Linked DNA regions of Homo sapiens: region 2 is linked to region 1. The links are chromatin loops, found by intact Hi-C in ENCODE. Cell type or tissue: Caco-2. All regions are shown on one strand. Each heading gives the region's core, and the rest is flanking DNA. Links, peaks and the distances in the headings are about the cores only.

The links. Peaks named below come from ENCODE experiments on the same cell type or tissue, not always from the same donor. Only the 100,000 strongest peaks of a DNase experiment are listed, where the experiment ranks them.
Region 2: it touches region 1 in a loop (4-fold over the local background); 2 of 110 quality-filtered maps call a loop at or near these places.

What each region holds. Positions count from the first base shown.
Region 1 is chr13:73,246,080-73,251,468 of GRCh38, reverse strand. No RefSeq gene overlaps it. Among named protein-coding and RNA genes, the nearest start is that of KLF5, 190 kb to the right of the region's middle. In Caco-2, for the core only: no CTCF peak of the experiment used is centred there; a DNase peak (open chromatin) is centred at 2,598.
Region 2 is chr13:73,196,417-73,201,805 of GRCh38, reverse strand. No RefSeq gene overlaps it. Among named protein-coding and RNA genes, the nearest start is that of KLF5, 140 kb to the right of the region's middle. In Caco-2, for the core only: no CTCF peak of the experiment used is centred there; a DNase peak (open chromatin) is centred at 2,620.

The sequences.
Region 1 (5,389 bases), core at 320-5,319:
TCTAGATCACTGTCGCCATGTAAAGTAATTGCCATCATCAAACCCACTCTTTGTTCCCATAAGGTTGCCCCAATTATAAGATAAAATAAACATTTTAAATATGGTAGAACTACATTTCTGACAACTTCTACTTACTTTCATTTGATGTAACAATAGAGTTGTTGTTTAGAGTTAACAAAGGATTTTTTTTTTTTTGCTTTTTTTTTTTGCTTTTTTTAACATCCTTTTTTAGGAGTGACCTTGTTTCTTAAATCCCATTTGTGTATGATAGGTGGAGATGAGGGACATGTGTGTGTCACTGGAAGTTTTTGAGAAGAGATCAATGGTTGTCAGTAGACAAAGAGCTGCAAGATAGATATCAGAGGTTTACTTTTCCTTAAAGCATAAATACCACAACCAACTGCACAAAGTCATTTATTACCCATGGACATCAATTAGAAAAGTTCTAGTGACTACAAGTTCTCAAATGCTGGGGCCCCTGGAGCCTTTTGTCCCTATCATAGTGGGATATAGGGAGGCGGATTTAGCTATTTAAGTGACCTCTGAAAAATTGCTTTAAAGAAAATGAGGCAGCTCCACATTCATCTCCTGACTCTCAAACACCATCCAAAATAGTAATAATGATAGTAACCTTCTTGCTAGAAGTATAGCTCTATAGAATTATGAGATCAGTGAGTATCAACATTTAATTCTTCAGTAATCTGAATTTTCTCTAATTGTTGCCTTGATAACCCAGCCAGCCCTCGAAGCAGTGTCATGTTGTAGTATTGATTAGTAGTGTCCAGAGCTAAATTATCTTAACAAAAAGGCAACATTTACATTTTGGCTTCTGAAAATTTTGATCCTTGCTAAAATAAAATAAGCAAGGTTTGCCTTCAGTACTGTTAATCTACTGCTTTCCTTCCTACTGCATTATGATAAAGACTTCTAAATCTTATCTGATTAGCATTACCCTTATTTCCTTACTAGCAGAACCACTGGGAAAGGAAGGCAGGTGCCCAGTCCAGAAAACTACCTTTCTTAGCCCTTTCCCAGACAGGCATGTGATGTGGTGGCACGTCAGGGGACACTCTATAAAGGAGACTGCCTTAATCAGCAGATCCTCTTCGCTCATGCCGCTCTTCCTCTTTTTTCTTCTTGAGTCATGGTTGTGATTGCCGGAGCTGCAACAACCATTTTGTGAGCCTGAGGATGAGAGCAGAGAGCCTGATTCCTGATGACATCAGGGAGCCGCCATATAACAGACCAGCTTGCCTACATCTGGACTTAAATGAGATCAACGTAAACCCTCATCTTGTGGAAGACACTATTTCACAGTCCCTATTAGCAGCTGCAGATTATAACTTCTGATACATTCTCTAAGAAGTTTTTGCCCCATGCCCTGCCTGAGCTCCCTGCTCCGGGACACTCACCTCTCAGTCCATCACCTACTTCTACCTTTCAGAAAATGATTGTTTTCCCTCTATGCCTCAGGCCTTCTCTCTGCCAAACTCCACTCTAGCGAAAAAAAATTGTTTTCATCTTCTCAAAGATGGCTTTGGTACTTTAACTATTTTTATTTATCTTGGAATGTATTTATAAGCCACCACCTTTTCAAAAAATTTACATAAGGCAGTTTATCACCTAGCTAATCTGATTATTTAATATGCATCATTGGGGTAATAGAAGAGGTCATGGTAGAAAATAAATGAGAAAGTAAAATATAGAGACAGTTGTATTATGCCCATGATAGCTAAAGAAATAGAAATGGAATTCTTTCCTACCCAAATACCCTTATGTAAACAAACAGGCAATCTTTTTAAGCTTTTAAAAAAAACAGTTGGTGAAGATGATTTAACTAGAGTGAGATTAAATAACCACAGCAAATTAAAATGTGAGCTATCATCAATTTTTTTTCAGGGGCCCAAATGCAGCAAATTAAATGAAGTTTAGAAACATTCTTCTCAAAAACATGGGCTTCTTCTTTCGAAAACTCATTCCTTGCTGGAGTGGCTACTTCATTTGCTCTGTTTATTGTCATTACACTATCAGCAAGTTGGACCAAAGGCACTTACAAACATGTGTGATTGTTTGGGTTAAACTGCAGCTGCTCGTGAGGCTGTTCATACTGACCCCATCTGGAAGGCTGGCTACCGAAGCAGCCCTCTTTCCCTGACTATTCTACTTTCAAAGACTCTTCTCCTTTCAAAGACGATGTACACTTATCTTTTGCACCTGAGCTTGCTGAGAAGGCCATGGAGACACTGCTTTTCTGCAACCTACCTCCTTGGAGCTGTTCCCAGCTTATTCTTCTTGCCTGATTAAAGCTTAAAGCAAACTCAGAACTGGGCTCCAAATGTTGCTTTCCTATTTCCTTTGCAACTCTGTAAACTGGGTTTCTGTCTTTAAAACCCGTAAGTTCTTCCCTTCTTCTTCCTCCACTAGGATCTGATAATCAGTAGGAAAAGGAGGAGAGAGAGGAGTGGGGGACGAGGTGGGGGAAACAAACTGTGCCTGAAAAACAAAGTTGTTACTCTTGAGGCAGAAGGCTTGCTTCCAAAAGCAGTGACTCACTGCACTGAGGGACATTGTCTTGCCTAATAAGTAAAGGCATGTGGCCAAATACACACCTGCCCACAGGTAAGGAATTTAATTCTTCCCAGGACTGCAGATACCATGAGCTTTACATGCAAACATACAGCTTTGCTTCTGCATATTTGCATGGCAATGATTTCTAGATTTCCATTCCACTCCACCTCTCGGCTGTCATTTCACAAAACAAGTGAGGAAATGGCCATGTGCTTAGGAAACTCAGAAGCTGATGGTTAAAAAAATCAACTGCGCCACAGCCTCCTCTCTGAAAACTTATAATTTTTATTGGGAAATTCTGATCAACTTCGTTATGTTGTATCTTTAGTTTCTCTTATTTAAAAAATGCCTGAAATATGTGTACTCTGATTTTTTGAGGTGTTTTAATGTATCAAAAGGGGCATTTGGTTGTAATTATCAATGTTATTTCAGTTTTAATTTAAAGGACCTTATCGCAACTTTATTCGTTATGTACTATAAACGCTATCTCCACCTCTGCCATTTAATGGAGAATTTTTGATTGATGACTCTCAGATCTCTATCTCCATCCCAGATCACTTTCCTCAGACTCATATGTACCAACAAGAGATGTAGTACAGTGATTAAATGAAAAATTTTGAAAGGCAGACTACTTATGAAGCCCAGCTCCTCCATTGACTGCTTATGAAGCCCAGCTCCTCCATTGACTGCTTATGAAGCCCAGCTCCTCCATTTACTATGTGACTTTGGATAAATTACTTAATCTCTCTGCCTCAGTTTCTAAATCTATAAAATAGGAATAATACGATATTGTATTAATTCTAAGAGGGACGTTTTAACATCTTTGAATCAAGATGTGTCTTACAATGGATGGTACCTTAGATTTGATGAAATAAACTAACAATAGCTGTTAGGGTGGCTGTGGGAATTAAATTGATCAAAATATACAATTTATGACAATATTTGGTGTATACTGAGCTTTCAATAAATGTTAGCCAGTATTATTGCATTAATGGGCATATCATTTTCAATTTTCAGGCATCTCAAACTCATCTTTCCTTCAAAGATGATTCCCCTATATTCCTTATTTTGTTTAATGTTAGTCACACAAGTCAGAAACATAAAAATCATCCCTGGCCATTCCTCTCCTTAAGCCTCCACATTCAATCACTTAACAAGCTCTCTTAATTTTACAGTCTAAACATCTCCCATCTTTCCTCTTCTTGCCATGCCCACTGCCACTGCAGTCATCATCTCTGACCTGGAACACGGCAGCCTGCCGTTCAAACTCCACTTGGCCTTTAGAGTCATCTTCCTGACATGGGAATCACATTCTAACTCTCCCTGTCTCCAACTTTTCAGTGCCTCCCCAGAACCACCAGGATGAAGTTCACTTCTTGCTGGGGCACCAGAGTCTTGGGTTGTGAGGCTTCCAGACCTTGATTGGCCTCACCCTGGGCCACAAGCCTTCCTCGCCTGATGCTCCATCCTCACATGTCACTTGCCACTCCCTGAACACTCATGAAGGCTGATGTCTCTGGGCTCTTCCCTCTGCCTAAAGTGGTCATTCCCCTTTGATCCACTTGTGTGTATCCTTCAAGACTCAGAAAGCCATGATTATCTTTCTCCTTTCCCCTCCCTCTCCTAGACAATTTTTTTTTTTTTGAGACTGAGTCTCATTCTGTCACCCAGGTTGGAGTGCAGTAGCATGATCTTGGCTCACTGCAACCTCTGCCTCCCAGGTTCAAGCGATTCTCCTGCCTCAGCCTCCCCAGTAGCTGGAACTACAGGCTCACACCACCATGCCTGGCTAATTCTTTGTATTTTTAGTAGAGACAGGGTTTCACAATGTTGGCCAGGGTGGTCTCAAACTCCTGACCTCAGATGATCTGCCCGTTTCGGCCTCCCAAAGTGCTGGGATTACAGGCGTGAGCCACCATGCCTGGCTCCTCTCCTAGATACTTCTATAGGCCCTTCTAGGTGCTCCCATGTCACCTTGTTTTTACTTCTACTCCATTTCTCTAATTCCCAGTCAATGTATATCCCTTACTTGACAGCAAATCCTTTAAGATCATATTTCTTTATCTTTAGCCATTTCCTGTCACATAGCAACCAACACATGATTGTTAAATGAATGAAAGAATAAAAGTAACAATGTACATGGTATTGTATGACAATATATTGAGAAAAATATGTTGAGAAAAACCAAGAGAGAATAATATAAGAAAAAATCCATTTAAACCTTTTGTGTTAGCTGCAACAATCAGTTCTTTTTCTTGAAATATGCCTTCTTCTCATTTTCCTTTCCTAGAAAGTGCCATCACTCTGATAAACAATCCGCGCTATAATGCCTTCAGGCCAGGGTACTGATGCTCTGTTTTTCAAATATTGACACCAACATGCTATATGGGCACCTGGTACGTGATTATTGTTCTCAGTCCTATTGCAGGACATCTTTTAGTGCAAGGCCCTGTTTTTACTGAAAAGTTGACAAACTCAACATGCTGTTAAGAATAAAAATTGCACATGTGGTAATGATAGAACAATGGAAAATGTGGACAAACATTCTCTGATGTAGCACATTCTCTGATGTAGATTGCTTCTTAAATGACTGTCCCTTACTGGGAAAGGCAATTGCATAAACACTCTTACAGACTTCAACACCATGCCACCCCACCCCAACCCTGTAGATGCTCACAAGTTAAATCTGTGATATTACAACAAAAACAGTGTGCTGGGAAAGTTCATTTGTTAGTTACATGTAGAGATTATTTTGCGGTATGGAAGAAACACAAAGGGCACTAAGTATTTGACTCCTCTTTACCCAGATGTCATGATGATG
Region 2 (5,389 bases), core at 158-5,157, 50 kb after region 1:
AATGCTTCATTGATTACTCATTAACTACTACTCAGGAAAGTTAATCATCTGTTTCACCCACTTCTCCTGCTAAGCTATAGTTTACCCTTTGTTTGGTGCAATTCCCAACTCGCTCTTTTCACTCCCTTGTTTAGTAAGAAATCATTTCTCTAATTTATTAGGGAAATGGACTAACTACATGCCACTGAGAAAGAAACACCACTAATACACCCAGTCCCAGAATCTAGGAGATGGGGTAAGAATGGTGATTTGCAGTAGCCATCTTTCCTTCATAGGGAATTTCTGAAACTGCAGCCCTTGTATTTGTTGTGTTCTGTAGAAAGAACAGATAGTTACAAATGGAAAGACTAATACAGATCTATGAAACTAAGCTTAGGAAATAACACTTTAATATATGCCCCCTCAACTAAAGAACAAAAATAAATAAATAAATCATTAATTGAAAACAATCATTTGTCCTACCAACTTCCTTTCACAAACCTCTTCACCCTCCCTTGTCCCATATATTTATTGTGTGGCATAAGGGGGAAACATTACTATGCTGAAGCTTTTATATAAGTGGTTCTGCTTGAGTAAAAGGGGGACATATGGAAATCAGCTAACAGCAAGAGTTCAAAGAGGGAAGCTGGAGGAGGAGGAGACATATTGGCTCTGGATTTGGGACATCCCAATGCGTAAATGTTTATAAGCCCAATAAGAACAAAGACCTGAATACACCTTCCAGTTTTAAGTAGCTTTCTTTTTTGAGAAGCAAGAAGCGATCATGGCTGTTTGTGCTGGGCTATATAGCAAAGGTCGAGAATGTCAGTAGGAGCAAGATATAGACAATTACATGAAATAGACATAGATCCAAACACAGTGGGACTCTGATAAAGATTAAAATCAGCATAATAAAGAAAGCCTAATTATCTAATATCAGAGATTGCCATTTTCATGGCATCATGATTATGTCATTGTGTTTCTATAATACATGCTGGTAAAGTCCATAACTTTGTTGTTTTATATATTATATATGTATTTTCTTTCCAGGATCAAGCTTCTTCTTTTAAAAACGTATTTTTAATGTTATATTTCATGAACAATTCCAGTCTGGCTTCAGAGCAACATTTTTCCACCCACATGGGAAACTGTGCCAAACCTTCAAGGTTTTGCAATACTCTTTTGTAGTATTCCTTTTATCAGGAAATCAAGTAAATATTAATTTTTTTCAAAAGAGAGAAGTATGTTTCCCTGCCAAACACCCAAGTTACAGTGTGATATAATATGAGCTATCAACACATTCTGTATGTTTTCCAAAGACTTCAATCGAGATACCACGGTAGCCGTTTGCTTCAGTGAGGGCTCACAAGTCGAATTAAGGGCTGAATTTATTCCAGAACCCTTAAACTTTTTTTTTTTTTTCGGGGTGGGGGGATGGAGTTTTGCTCATTGCCTAGGCTGGAGTACAATGGCGCAATGTTAGCTCACCGCAACCTCCACCTCCCAGGTTCAAGCAATTCTCCTGCCTCAGCCTCCCGAGTAGCTGGGATTACAGGCATGTGCCACCACGCCCGGCTAGTTTTGTACTTCTAGTAGAGACAGGGTTTCTCCATGTTGGTCAGGCTGGTCTCAAACTCCCGACCTCAGGTGATTCAACTGCCTCAGCCACCCAAAGTGCTGGGATTACAGGCATGAGTCACTGCACCTGGCAACCCTTAAACCTTTTCATAAACAAATAAACACATAGTTTAAGACTCTTGATATCTTTTTTCCTAACCATTCATAGCGTCAATAATTTCATTTTTCACAATCCCCAGATTTCTAAAATGCAGTAGTTATTAGACATCCTGCAGTGGGCTAAGAACCCATCCTACAGTGGGGCCATTTTTTCAACACGGACTATCTATACCGTAAAAAAAAAAAAAAAAAAAAAAATACAGGTTTGAAAGTAGAAATGACCTGGTCTCAATTCACAGACAGGACATTACTTCTAAGAACTACAAAGTGCCTTTATTTTTTGAGGTTTAAATACATTTTAAAGGCACCATAGTGTTGGTTCAAAGAAGAAGAAAGAGAAGGAGATTATTAAAAGGACGTTGGGTGAAATAAGAAAAAAGTCAGAAAAGAAGGATTGCCAAGAAATTTAGTCTCTAGGACACACTGGAGGCTTGAGATTAAGTTTTATTTCTCTCCAAAATTTCCGGATGGAATTGCATCTGTAGGAATCCTGGCTCAGATGAGTCCTCTTGGAAAATCAATATATCATAAAATCCAGAATTATTTAAGTTTTAAACACCATCAACATCAAACCAACACCGACTAAAAACTAAATAAGTGGACATGCAATTCACTGGAGACAACCACAACCAACACCATGTGCAGCTCAACTCAGAACTCGCTGAGGGAAGAATTATTCTCCCACAATTTAGACTAACAAATCCACATTCTTAAAGTTTCTCAGACGTCTAATTAAAAGAAGCCCTCTTGGATGATAGAAATATGCCTATGCGTATAATGACTCATTCTATGGCATATCATTTTAAGCCTGTAACTCATTATCAGTTAAATAACATAGGGTCTGGAATGCAATGATAGATGTTAAGGCTGGCAAAGGAATGAGGCCTCACACTAGCAACTGTGTGTGTGCATGTGTATGTGTGCATATGTATGTGTGTGTTTGTCCCACCCATGAATATAGTAGTGTTGACAAATGAAACCATTTGGAGCATTCGTTTTCTGAAGTTCCTTGTTTGATCAGGCCACAGTAGCTATTTGATTAAGCCATTATAGGCCTCCCTATTTGCCAATGAGGAAATCGTGATGAACAATGAAGGCTTTTTCAAGACCACACATAGAAACATGTAACATCCCTGCAGAAACTGAGCTCAACCTTGGGAAAAAGAAATCATCCAACATTTGTCAGACTCATTTGTCCATTCACTACAAAATGCCTATTAAGCACAACCCCAGCAAGTTGTGTATTCAGCAAGTGTTGGGCATCCAGCCACTATGTAACCTGGCCCAAACTACTCAGAAGAAAACCATCCTGGGGGCTAAGAGGCAGAGCACCAATGCTTCTGATTGGTAGCTGCAGCTGTGAAACACCTTGTAAAAGAAACAGTGGGCAAACCTGAGAGCAATGCAATTTATTCCTTTCACAGCAAATAGTATGAATTACCACTTGATAGTCAATCATTTCCTTAGACTTACACAGTCTCCCAGGACAGGACAAGGTAGTGATCATGAACAGAGGACAGATGGCATCCTTCTCCATATGAAAATGGAGTCCAATCGGATGTTAATTTTTTTTTCTCTTTTCAGACAGAGTCTTACTCTTTTGCCCGGGCTGGAATACAGTGGTATCATCACAGCTCACCGTAACCTCAAACTCCTGAGCTCAAGTGATCCTCCAGCCTCAGCCTCCCAAGTAGCTGGGACTACAGGCATGTACCACCACACCTGATTTTTTTTTTATTTTTTTGTAGAGATGGGGTCTCACTATCTTGCCCAGGCTGGCCTTGAACTCCTGGGCTCAAGTGATCCTCTCAACTCAGCCTCCCAAAGTGTTGGGATTATAGGCATGAACCACAGCACCCAGCATTTTTTTTTTTTTTTTTGACAGAGTCTTGCTCTGTTACCAGGCTGGAATGCAGTGGCACGATCTCTGCTCACTGCAACCTCCCCCTCCTGAGTTCAAGCGATTCTCCTGCCTCATACTCCCGAGTAGCTGGGACTACAGGCGTGCACCAAACACCCAGTTAATTTTTGTATTTTTAGTAGAGATGGGGTTTTACCATGCTGGCCAGGCTGGTCTCGAACTCCTGACCTCGTGATCTGCCCGTCTTGGCCTCCCAAAGTGCTTTGATTACAGGCGTGAGCCACCGCACCTGGCCTGCACCCAGCCTTATGTTATTTTAGACGACTTGTTTGAACATCAGAAACTTATTTTCTTTAATCCTGAGGAGCAAATGAGTTTACAGTATTACACTCCGAAGAGATTGTAAATTCTACTTGGTAGATGAAGAGAAAGAGAGGAGTGACTTGTCTTTGGGCATAGTGTCAATTAACAGAAAACTCCATGCAAATAAAAAATACCCATAAGATTTTCATCCCACTCTTTCAGATGCAGAGGAAAAGTCTAAATCATAGTTGTAAGCTTGTAAATATTAAGGCTATGCATATGGCTGTAATAGTAGTTTCTATATGAGGTCAATTTGCCACATTCAAATTTTTATTAAGTACTGCATTGCTATCACATAAAGACAGAGCGTATGTAAAGAATCCATAGAATTGTAAATTTTAAATGAGTAGATTGTATGATATGTGAATTATATCTCACTGAAGACTGAGAACCAAAGTTGAAGAACCAATGCTTCCAGATTAAAAGGGCCCACCAAGTACCCAGTAAATAAATTTAAAATGTCCTCTCCTAAACCATCTCATTGGAAAATTTCCAAACCCTAAGGATAAAAAGAAGACTTGATAATCTTACAGAGGCTGGGTACGGTGGCTCATGCCTGTAATCCCAGCACTTTGGGAGGCTGCGGTGGGCAGATCACCTATGTCAGGAGTTGGAGACCAACCTGGCCAACATGGTGAAACCCCGTCTCTACTAAAAGTACAAAAATTACCCGGGCATGGTGGCAGGCACCTGTAATCTCCGCTACTCGGCAGGCTGAGACAGGAGAATCACATGAACCCGGGAGACAGATTTTGTAGTGATCCGAGATCATGCCACTGTACTCCAGCCTGAGTGATAGAGCGAGACCGCGTCTCAAAAAAAAAAAGAAAATCTTACAGAGATTCTCATCTGCAAAAGAATGAGAATCACGCTCATGTAGGATGGCTCACTGGCCCTGGACACCTGAAGACACTGGGACATGGTTTTCATTGCTTTGAGGGAAAATGATTTTTGACATAGAATTCTTTATCCAACAGAACTATAAACCAAATATAAATCAAGGAGGACTAAAAACATTTTCCTCTAAGGCAATGTTTGTTAGAAGGTTTCTTAAGGATTTACTACACAAAGTGTGGATGAAAAAAAAAGCAAGAAAAGAAGAAAATACAAGATTTAGAAAACAGTCAATTCAACCTAGCAGAACAAAAGAGAGAAGTCCCAAATGCCAGCTGGGGAACTGCCTTGGAGTGGGGTGGGGAGGACCAACCAGATTGCAGCCAAAGGACAGACGGCTCCTAGAAAGTATCTAAGAATATTCCCTTTATTCCATGAACTGGCTGCAATGTTTCAGAAATAAAAGCAAATTACATATGGGATAAAAGTAGATAAAGATGTAAGTTTTTTAAATCCTCACATCTCATAACAGGCATTTCCAATAATAGGAAGTCAGGCCAGGCATGGTGATTCACACCTACAATCCCAGCACTTTGGGTAGCCGATGCAGAGGAT